Linked DNA regions of Mus musculus: region 1 is linked to region 2. Evidence: chromatin contacts called from ENCODE Hi-C or POLR2A ChIA-PET data. All regions are on one chromosome and are shown on one strand. The core of a region is the stretch at or near the end of the contact, and the rest is flanking DNA. Distances in the headings are between cores, read along the strand shown. Region 1 holds the start of 4933404K13Rik (RIKEN cDNA 4933404K13 gene). Region 2 holds the start of Cd24a (CD24a antigen).

Evidence for each region. A loop is a pair of places that touch in the nucleus more often than their neighbours do. ChIA-PET counts read pairs that join two places held with the same protein, here RNA polymerase II (POLR2A).
Region 1: a loop to region 2 is called in a map of v-Abl transformed pro-B cells, with 5 times the contacts of the local background. The contact joins the promoter of 4933404K13Rik here to the promoter of Cd24a in region 2. A Hi-C loop is called at or near these places in 4 of 37 maps with a recorded cell type or tissue (CH12.LX, mature B cell and v-Abl transformed pro-B cells). POLR2A ChIA-PET finds 5 or more read pairs at or near these places in 1 of 5 experiments (embryonic stem cell).

What each region holds. Positions count from the first base shown.
Region 1 is chr10:43,824,194-43,829,780 of GRCm38, reverse strand. It overlaps 4933404K13Rik (RIKEN cDNA 4933404K13 gene), which reads right to left and starts at 3,874. Exons shown (of 3, transcript NR_131055.1): 1 at 3,795-3,874.
Region 2 is chr10:43,574,857-43,580,593 of GRCm38, reverse strand. Cd24a (CD24a antigen) reads right to left here and starts at 1,425. Exons shown (of 2, transcript NM_009846.2): 1 at 1,272-1,425. The coding sequence starts at 1,340.

The DNA.
Region 1 (5,587 bases), core at 2,625-5,124, 250 kb before region 2:
GCAACGGAACACGGCTAGCTCTCTAGGGCAGAGGAATACCCTTAGAACAAAATTCCTGAGCTTTCCGTTTCTAGGACAGGAGAGAGGAAGTACAGGCGCACAGATTTCAAGCCCCAGCTAAACAACTATGTTGAATGTGGCGTCAAGTCTCTAACACCAGTTTCAGATCTATCCCTATGCCAAATCCTACCCATTCCCAGCTACAGAGCAGATCACCACACGAGGCTGCAATCTTTGGAATGTGTGTTGGAAACACAGTCCCATAACATGCTAATAACATGCTAATGGCATTTGGAATCCAGTCCTTTGGGTAGTAATTAGGATTAGGATCATGGTGAGGTCTCCGTGATGACAGTGGTGGTTTGAACGAGAACAGCCCCCACCCCAACCCCCACCCCCATAGGCTTATATGAATGTTTGGTCCACAGTTGGTAGAACTGTTTGGGAAGGATTAGGAGGTGTGGACTTCCTGGAGGACGGTGGACTTAAAAAAAAACAAAAAAAAAAACAACAACAACAAAAAAAACATGGCATTCCTGGGTACCTCTCTCTGCTTTGTGCTTGCGGATCAGATGTGAGTGCTCCAGAGTCATGCCTGCCTGCAGCTGTGCTCAGTGATGTGATGGCCATGGACTCACAGCCTAAACCTCTGAGACCCAGTGAACTCTTCTATAGGTTGCCTTGGTCATAGCGTTTTGTCATAGCAAAAGAATAGTAGCCAAGACAGAGGGAGAAGAAGGCTGAGCTATCATATGTGGTATAATGTGACATCTTTCTGGTTTTATGCAGCCTAAGGTCTTCATCAAAGGCTCAATAGGTGGCGATAAGTGCTGTCCTCACTCCGCTCCCGGTCACTTAGCAGCATGACCGCGGGCTGTCAGACAAGCGAGGCAGGAACAGCTGAGGGGAAAATGAGGACCACTGGTCACCGTGAACAAAACAGGTACAGACTCTTGAGGAGCGGGCTTCATTTGAGCTTCATTGAGCAGCTCATTTAATTGGGGGAAAGGACGGCTATTTAAACCTTTAGGGAGTGAGTAGGGGCTATGGGGTGAGTGTACATCATTGGTCGGGGCCAGGGTGCTGGGGATACCTCATTTGCATAATGAGGAATTCCTAATAAGGAACAAGGATGTTTAGCCTGGAACCTGGCTACCTCAAGGGTGGAAGAGGTGGGGAACCGACATGCAGAACCAGGGCAGGGAGGGAGGAGTCCTACTTCTGCTGACTCAGCATGAAATTCCTGGGGTTTGGACATGCCTCTACCCCACTCTTGCTCCCCGAGTCTCCATGACTCCTCTACGCCACACACACTTGTATGTCCCTACTTTCAGCCCTGAGCCAAACAAACCACTATCCTTTATAAGTAAATCGCTTTCACTTGAAAAAAAATATGGTAACAGAAAAGGAATGTACACACACACACACACACACACACACACACACACACACACACACACACATATCCAGAATCAACCAAATTCTCAGATTTCTTTGAAAAAAAATTCTTAATCTGTTTCCGTGGAAAAACAACCCCGGATAAGACAACATAGCCACATCGATGCTTTGAGAAACAGGACGGGCAAAAGTAGTGAGAAAAAAAAAAAAAAATACTGCCGATGAGCTCTGAAAAGAGCACCCACAGGAACAAACTTCCTGGTAGAGTCACACCTAGGGCCTTGTTATCTTCACTGTGGGCTAAAGAAAATCTCTATGTGAGCTCAACAAGCAAATTTGACACAGAATTGGAGAAGGATTATTCAAATTCCCCAGGATAAGGATTTTAGGGGTGCTTGGGTTCGAGGGTTCTACATTTCCTAATTTGGATCTTGGAATCTTATTGTTTAAGAAATGCCACCATTTGGATAAGGACTATCCCTCTCGCGTATCGAAGGCTTAACTCCTGGATGGTGACATTATAGAGTAGCCACTGCCTCACGAGGGGGTTAAAGCTATGAAGAAGCGGCTCAGTACAGGGTGGGCTCTTAGGAGGATGTAGTAGTTACTTTTCTGTTGCTGGGATAAAACCCTATGACCAAGGCGACTTATATAGAAGGAATTTATTTTGGCTCGTGGTTCCAGAGGGTCCACCGCGGTGGGGAAGAATGGCAGTGAGCAGCAGGCATGGCGGCAAGAGCTGGAAGCTGAGAGACCTCATCTACAGCAAGAATGAAACAGAACTTGAAGTGGGGCAAGTCTGTGAACACTCAAAGCCAACCTCCAGAGACCCGAGGCTTTGCCTCTGAAGCCACCTCAAACAGCGCCACCAGCTGGCGACGGAGCGTTACTGCCTGAGCCCTTTGGAGGAAGTGACCACTGGGAGGATGCTTTTTTTGAAGGGCACTTCTCTGTCACCCCGCTGGGGCCCAGATACTTGCAGAGAGCTATTCTGTTCCACCATGTGCTCCCACACTTTCTGTCACATGGCTTGTCTTACTAAAGCCCAGAATCCACCCAGCATCAGCCAAAATAAATATTTCCTCCTTTAAGTTTTCCCAGGGTTTTTTTTTTTTTTTTTTTTTTTTTTTTTTTTTTTTTGCTTTGTTTTATTTAATTTTTTTGTCACAGTGACAGGAAGCTAATTAACACAGGGTGTATACCATGATATGGTTGTTCTTTTGCAGTTCTGGCCATGAACCAACATGGTAGGTAAGTCTTAACACTGAGCTACATCCCCTAGCCAAGAACTATTTTAGAACCAAATAAAGCTGCAGGTGGTGTTTCTATTTAAATCGACAGCTAAGTACCCGTTTTCAGGCCTCCTCTGCTCACCTTGGTTGATCCCAGGAGGCCTTCTGACTTATCTCCGCGTTAGCCCATTTCACAGTGGATCCAGTGAACCGTGCTTCCTGCTCCTCTTGGTCAGCTCTAGTTCCTTCTTACGTTTTGGTATAAAGTTCTGAGTATTAAATATTCTGTCTTTGGGAGGGCTCGGGTGGGAGGCAGGGAAGCCTTTGAGTAGTGGGGCCTTCGATGAGGCTTTGGGCCCCTGGAAGTGCACCATTTAAGAGGATAAGTGAGCACTTAAGCCTGTCTTCCTTTCTTTTTGTCCCCTCACTGTGAATTGAACGGCTTCAGCATCTCCTCCTTCAGTGATCCTTCAGCCTTCCCACCTGAACATGGCTGAAATTTGTGAATCCACGAGCCAGCGAAACCTTTCCTCTTTATAAACTGATCACCTCTGGGGCTTGCTATAGTGGTTGAATGTTGAGTAACACAGCCCTCCTCTGGAGACTGATCCTGGGACTTCTTTCACCGGTAAAATACAGCGAAGTTCTTGAGAGTCTCAACACAGGCAAAAGATTCCCTGCTTTAGGGGTAGCTGGGCACACTCTAAAAAGATAAGCCACCATGACCATGAGAAGAGCAAGAGAAACTATAAGGACTGAGAGATCCCTGGCCCACTGCTTCCTGATATGTCCGTACTGTATATAAAGACACCATCTTGAGTGGCCCAGTCAGCTGCGGGAAATATTTAAAAGATGAACCCACAATGCTCTGCAGGGCCGGATCACGCTCCCGCGCTCCTGCCGGCTCGCCAACTCTGGCCAAGCAGGACCACACAGCTCCCTCCGGGCCATCTCTCCAGCGTCCCCAGTTCCTCTCACTACCACGCAATGCCCTACGCATCCCATGGTTGGTCATCTCAACACCTAATTATCCGGTAGAATCAAGACTCTCAAAGCTTAACCAAGCAGATTTATGTATCAATAGAATTACAATTTACAAGATGCCAATACAATAATTTCAGAGCCAATTGATAATGATAAAAGTCTTATTCCAATATTTCTAACCTTATGAAATCAAGGCTACTTGTGGCTGGAAAATAAAACTCGGGTATACGTCAGCAGCCATTTTGCTTCTCCTCCCCTCTGACAAACTCTGAGACTCTTAGCCCCGCCTCCCGTTCTCTGTCCAATCACAGGTCTCCCACTGCCCTAATGTGATTGGACAGGGAAAATCCTGAAACAAGCAAAGATTGGTCACACCTGCCAACCCATATTTTATGTGTTTAATCTTTTGACATTACAACACGGCATTTTCATCTACAAAGTTCATGCTAAAAAAAATCCTGCAATCGTGTTATGAACACATGCACACACACACATATGCCACATATACACACACATGCACACACGTGCGCGCACTCACACCACACATACACACGCACGCACGCACACACACAACACATACACACATGCACGCACACACACACACACACACCACACTCACACAGACACACACACTTTCAGCAAGTTTACAAGTTTCAATCAGACCACTTTCATCACACATACACACACACATACACCACATATACACACACATGCACACATGCATGTACACATTACACACCACACTCTCACATACATGCACACCAAACTTTCAGCAAGTTTACAAATTTTGATCAGACCACTCTCATAACTATGTTTGGCCCAGAGGCCGTGTCTGGACACACTTGTTTCTCAAATTATAGAATTATGAGTAAGTAAGTGATTATGGCCAAGGAAAACCAACACATCTTTCTCTACCAAGTCATTTCAGTTGCTTCCTTCCAGACTTAGGTCAAACCACCTTCTCGGACAACTTACCCAACAAACACCGTGAAAAATCACATTACCTTAGAATTTGATATGAAGTTTGGATTACACAAAGCCAGGCCTGTTCTTGTTCAGTTTTGTACGGTAAACTGGTTAATACTGACCACTGTAAAGTAAGCTCAGGGTTGGAGAGTAGTGTGCCCATTTTTTCAGATGAAAACACTGGGGCACAGTGACTAAGCAAAGGCAGCTGTGTAAAAGTACACTTCTGAAAGCTCTCCCTCTATTCCCTGACAGAACTGTGCTCTAAGCACTAAGTGGTTTTGGTTTTTTTTTTTTTTTTAAATGCAGATGTGGCAAAGAACATTGTACATGTATTTTAGGCAAGAAGGAAGGGGAACGATATTAAACTCAGACACAGTAACTACTGTATATGGTTAACAGGCACAGGACCAGTAAGGTCTTGTGGACATGGGCATGGTGATCAGGCTGAGTTTGTGACAGTGGACTTGTGGCGAGTTTGATTGAAGAATGGGTCTCCTCCCAGTGAGATGCTTCTGGGCTATTTGATTGATTTTTATCCCTTTTAATAATAATAATAATAATAATAATAATAATAATAATAATAATAATAATAATATCTGTCTAGGATCTCTTCCAACAAATCACATGTAGATGGCCAAAAGAGGCTGTCATAGAATAAAACATTTCAAAATATGTTTACTGGCTACTCAGAAAAACATGGGTTTCCTGGTAAATTTCATATTAGGAGAGCAATGAAAGACCTTTCCAGGAAGCATGAAGTTCTCAGGGGTAATTTAGTTATAAACATATTTCCTTAATGGGATACAATTTGATTTTCTCATTACCTTTCGACAAGAACAGTAAGACACTGGTGGTTTAGTCAGTGAGTCGTGAAGCTTTCTCAGATGTTCAGTCTTGTGGGGAACACAGCAGCTGCCACCATCCACCTTCATTTTGCTGATGGGACCCAGAGGGCATAGAGACTGTCTGAGATCACGTCAGCAGCAGGAAGCTGGCTTGGTCTC
Region 2 (5,737 bases), core at 176-2,675:
AGGAAAACATTAATATGCTAAGTTGTTTAAAACAGGGAGCCTGTCTTAGGGGTACCGGAAAGTAACCGCTCTTCATTTATACAAAGAGCTTTTAGTACAGCAGGTGACAAAAAAACTAAATAATAATAATAATGATGATGAAAAAGGAGCCCAATGTTCAGTCTGAGTCTAGAGGTCCTCTCTAACACCATCAACAAAATTTTACGTTAATTATTAAATTGGCATTAAACAGTTTTTCTCCACCAATCTCCCTTGATTTGTTTAACCAACACCTCCCTCTCAACATTTCGGGGGGGGGGGGCGCCCTGGGGAGAAGGGAATCTGAGTGAGACCAACCAGTTTCACGATGCCCAGCCCCTCCTAGATGGGGGATCGGGTGAACTGAGAAAGGCCCCGGGGCACAGTCAACCCGCAGCGAGAAGACAATGGGGTATAGTTACCCTGCCTGAGAAGGGGAAGACGAAGCGCGCCTCAAGCTCTTGGGCTGCTCTCCCAGGTGAGCCCGGACCCTGGATCTCTAGGGACCAAAAATCCGGCGCTCCCAACTTTTCAGGGGCAAAAAGCCCTAGGGACATCCCTAAGCGAACCAACCGCAGTGAAAAGCTACAGTCGGATTCTCTGAGTCCCGTCCCAGTCTCTCAGGCTCAGCTCCAGGTCTCATTCTGGGCGCGGCGCCTTCACCCTAACGCAGCTAGAGCAGCGCCACCCATGGCGTTGGGGGGCAAGATCTGTACCCGGGACAAATCTAAGAGAGGAAGCGTCTGTGGACTAGGACAAAGCCTGACGGAGAATCGGGACACTACAGTCCTGCCCTCCGTCTCTATAATGCCCGGGGATTCTAGGTTGGGATGGGGCTCCTAAGGTGGCCAGGGATGGAGGTGTGGGGTCGCACCGCGAGAGTTTGTGCAGTCGGGAGGTCCCTAACTAAGCTTCAAGACCTGTGGGAGATAAAGCCACAACCAGGGCTTCCTGGGTGATCTCCAAACCAGTTTGGACGGTGGAGGATGGGCGTGTGCCACGCTCCCCCGAAGGGGACCGTTCCCTCTCTTTGTGTGGTTCGCAGGGAGCGCGAAGACCTTCCGTGAGAAGGGAAGGGGGCGCTCTCTCGAGGGAATCCACACCACGAGTTCCCCAAGTCAGTTACACAAAATTCTCCCCCTACCCCAGTGCCTGGCCGGAGGCAAAGACTTTGCCCCTCCTACGCGCGCGCGAACACACACACACAAGCCCCAGGACGCGTCTCCAGTGCCCAATCGAGAACAGGGTCTCACCTGCGTGGGTAGGAGCAGTGCCAGAAGCAGCAACCCCAGCCCTAGCCTGGCCACCATCGCTCTGCCCATGTCCGCTCCGTCGGCGCGCGGCGCGACTCTCTAGATGTTCGGTAAGTGGAGATCTGCTAAGCTCGCGCGGGCGCAGGCAAGGTGGGGAGCGCGGCCGGCCGGCGGGACCTTATATACCGGGACAGCCACAATAGCCGTGACGTGCGGCGCCCGCCCACCCGTGCTCTCCTCCTCCCCCGCCGCCTCCCCGCCCCCACCCCCACCCTCCTGTGCGGCTCTCACGGCCCCTCCCCCGCCGCCTGCACCGGCCCGGGGTGACTTGGGATGTCCCGGGGCGGCCAGCGCGGCAGGTGGGCGGGCGCCCCGGGCTCTGGCACAGCTAGGGTTTCCCCGGGCAGGCTGCATGCACAGGCGCAGGCGACTCCCACACGGGACCTGGGGCGAGCACACGAACCACACACGCCGGCCGGCCCAAGTTTCCTTTGTTTCCCCGGCCCTGCCATCTTACCCCCCAACACGAAAAGTCGAAGCCGCGGGCGCCGCGCAGACTGCGCGGAGCTCAGGGCTGGTTTTTGTCAAGTGCCGGCTGCAAGGGGGAACGGGACAGGCTTGGCAGGTCCCCGGGCCGTGGTGCGCGGGGTTGGCGAGGAGGAGACCGGGCGTCGCCACGCACTGTCCCTTGGCGGCTGCACGGCAGGGATCGCCAGGATCCCGGGCCCCAGCCGTGAGTATGCTCGGCTGGGCGGCCGCCCCTGGCTGCTTGCTTTGTGTTTTGAGTTCCTCTAGTGCTGCATCAAGCATCGCGCACCCGGCCATACCCGGGAGCATCCAACCGGACCTAGGCAACAGCCAGCTGCGCTCGGCCACGGGGCGGGACATTGCGAGGGACTGGGTTTCGGTCCCAGTATTCTCCACGTTTCTGGGGACGTGCTTGTTCTGCCTCTGTGGCACAGTACTTGCTCAGCGTTCGAACGCTTTCTTATTCAAGCCATTTCCACCCATAGTTGCCTTTAAGTAATTTGACAAACCGATTCAGAAAGATTAGTCATCCGTCTGTACATTTTAGTGGAATCTTTCTTTCGACCTTCTTTTGTGAAAACTTCAAAGCAAACTTTAAAACAACTTAGTGGTAGAATATTTTCTAATCTTTAATCACAGGGTTTAGGACCTTCCTATTTAAAGTTTAGCCCACGTGTTTTACAGACCTTAAAGCAAAACAAAGCAAACCTAGCAACGGTGGAAATTTGTTTAAATTTCAATTTTTGCAGAACAGCCTCGTAAAAACAAAGTTTTATGGCAGCAAGCTGACAATGGACTCCACAGTCGTTGGTTTGTGGCTGCCTGAGCCTTACCAAGTCAGCCACAACCGCTCAGTAACTTTCCACGTGTGAGGTGTGCTTGGGCGCACAGGAATTTTTGTATAGCGCCAGTGAACTTTCTGTTTAACAGTTAGCACACTGTATAGAAAGGTCGTTCTGTGCCCAGCAACGGCGGCGCTCCTCTCCCAGGGTGGCGCAAGGACTGACTCAATAGCGCCTAACCCCAAGGGCGCCGTCTTCAGAGTTTCTTCAGGACAACAGGCTATGGGGCTACTCCTGGAGTTATTCCTGGCTTCCATTTGGTTTGGGGGTTTTGTTTTGTTTTGTGCCCTAGGCTTGTTTTTTCTGCCCCTCAGTTCTCCATTCTTGCCCCTCCTTCCTCCAACTTGATCTCTCTCCCCTCCCTCTCGGTATTAGTTTAAGGAAATGTGTTGGTGCCGTAGTTAACAACACAGCCTCTGGAGCCAGGTATCGGCCCAAATGCTATGAGACATTCTTTTTTTTTTTTTTTTTTTTTTTTTTTCTTTTTTACTTTGGACAAAAAGCTGGGGCTGCTTCTTCTGTAAAACGCAGGTGATGGTGACACTGTAACCGATGTGTTATTAAGCAATTAATGTACACCAGCTGTGATAGTGCATGCCTGGAAACCAAGCTCTAAGAAGGCACAGGCGGGAAGATCACTCACTGCAAGTTCCAGGCCAGCCTGGTCTACATGAGCAAGTTCCAGGCTATCCAAGGTTACGAAGCAAGGCCCTATCTCAAAAGCAAACACAAAAGACTGCTGTGTCTGTTGCGCGCTCCAGTGCCTAGCTCTTAGCTCTCTCCCTTGGCATTTGCTCCTTGGCTGGAGGGAACAGGAAACAGAAAGCAGTTACCTTCCCCGTTTACCTCTCTGTGTGATTTGAAAGAAACAGCGAGCTGAGCCGCAGGCTCGCTCCTATGTGGTGTTTTGTTCCGTTCTCCACCTGTGCAGAATCTCCCGGGGAACGGACCGATTCTGTGTTTGCAGGATGTTGGCCATTCTGTGCCCAGAAGGGGGTGTCCTGACCTATGACCCCTGAAGCCTCAAGTGTAAGAGCCCCGCTCTGAGCTGGCTGCTGGTGAGCTGTCCTGCTCCTCCAGCTTTCCACGGTTCGCTTTTCTCTTAGGCAACAAGAGCTCAAGCTGCCACTAGAAGGAATCTTAACGTTAACCCCAGTTCTTCTTTAGAACATGACCAATTTACACTTTCTGGAGAAGCTGTAGCATGGAGTGGTTTTGAAACTGATTGTTCATGTATTAATATGTGTGTGAACGGTGGTAACTAGTAAGGTCAGTTTTCTCTGGTTTTCATGGAATTGCCTATGACGTGCTTTCTGGTTGCTGTTTGACAATCGCTGTGTATCTTGGGCTGGCCTTGAACTCGGATTCCTCCTGCCTCAGCCTCCAGAACGCTGGGGAAATCACCGCATTCTGGACATTTTGGATGTTGGTCCTGTCCTGGGTAAGACTGTAATGGCAGGGCATACAGTTCCTCTGTGCTCAACGGAGAGGAAGGCTGGCCACCAGACAGGTGCAGCACTCAAGAGACTCTGGGTCCAGCCTGTTCTGCCCGTTCCTAGGATCCTGTCTGACTTCTCGTGAGCATCCCCACCTCCCAACGCCTAGAGTACAACGCCTGTCTGGTGGACCCACATGCAAAGGATAAGGCCCTAACTGAACTAATTCCAACATTTAGCAGAGTGCTGGCTCACAGGACACAGCAAGCTGCCTCTGCTGTTGCCGTGGGCATTATGTTATGCTGTGGCTCTTTAAATCATACTCCTTTTCCCCCAGCAGCATCTTTGCATATCTTTGTGTTTCTTTTTTCCTTTCCTCTCCTTGCCCATTTACTTATTTACTTACTTGCTTTCTTACTTTTATCATTGGGGGAGGAGGAGGGGGGTCTACATGTGCCACAGCACACATGTGACAGTCAGAGGACTGTGTTGTCTTGCTACCAAGTGGATTGCAGAATTCAGACTCAAGTCATCGGGCTGTCTTCCTGTTAAGCCATCTGTGTGGCTGTGTGGCCCGAAATGCCCGCCCTCACATGGTGTTTTGTGTGTGGGTCTGTGAGGTTGACAGCGCATCCGTATTGTTTTTTATTCTGAAATAAAACAGAGATGTTAAGAAATCTGGCCCCAGCCGCAGAACCAGTTATGATACCACCTCTGAAGTTACAAAGCTTCCTGACCCAGGTTTCCAGTCCTTTCTGCTTTGCTGAAAAAAAACAAAACAAAAACAAAACAAAACAAAAAAACAGGAGTCAGGGCGGAGGATGTAGCTCAGTACTACAACTGGCCTAGCGTGTACAAGGCCCTGGGTTCAATCCCCAGTACGTGGGAGTGAGGGCAGGAATGCAGAGACTATGTCCACCCCATGTCCTCTCCTCCTGGCACTCAGTATTGGATAAATGGACTAACATTAAAGTATATGGTTAACCTGCATTTTGATTTTTAAAAGATAAGTCTTATTTTTAGGAAAATAGAAGATTAAATACAGAGCTAAATTATTTGACATTTTTAGCAAAATGGATGTGAAGTGAGATATTAATACAATAAAGTATACTTTCTGGGCTTTGCTGTGTAAACAGTGCCTGAAATAATCACATTTAATTAAAATCCCCTTCTACTTAATGATGCTGGTTTTACAATACTTCTTTCTTTCCTGTTTCTATGCTGCCCTGCACTTAGCTGGCATTCAGTTCTTCAGTTTGTCTTGGTCTTTTAGGCAAGCTTTGTTCCTCTCTTTCACCAGCCCCAAGCCTGGAGGCGGGGAAGTGACAAAGTGGGTTAGTATTCTTGCTAATGTGGTCCAAAGTCCCTGCTGAAGGCGTCTCCTGGACACTCTATGGGGATGTGCTGCCCTCTGCTGGCCACATGGATTATTAACGCTCATTGTCAAAATAATAAGTAGATTTAGACAGAGATGATATATTTTTCATCTAACAAAAAGCCCTGAATTTTGTTTTTAAAAAAAAATCCTGAATTTTTGATCCTCTGGAAGCTAATAAGCCACAGTGAGTTTCTTTTAGAGTTATGGGGTTTTTTCTCCTATAGCTTTTTTTTTTTTTCAATTTCTCCCAGATGGTCAGCTTCACCCAACAAGAAAACAGCT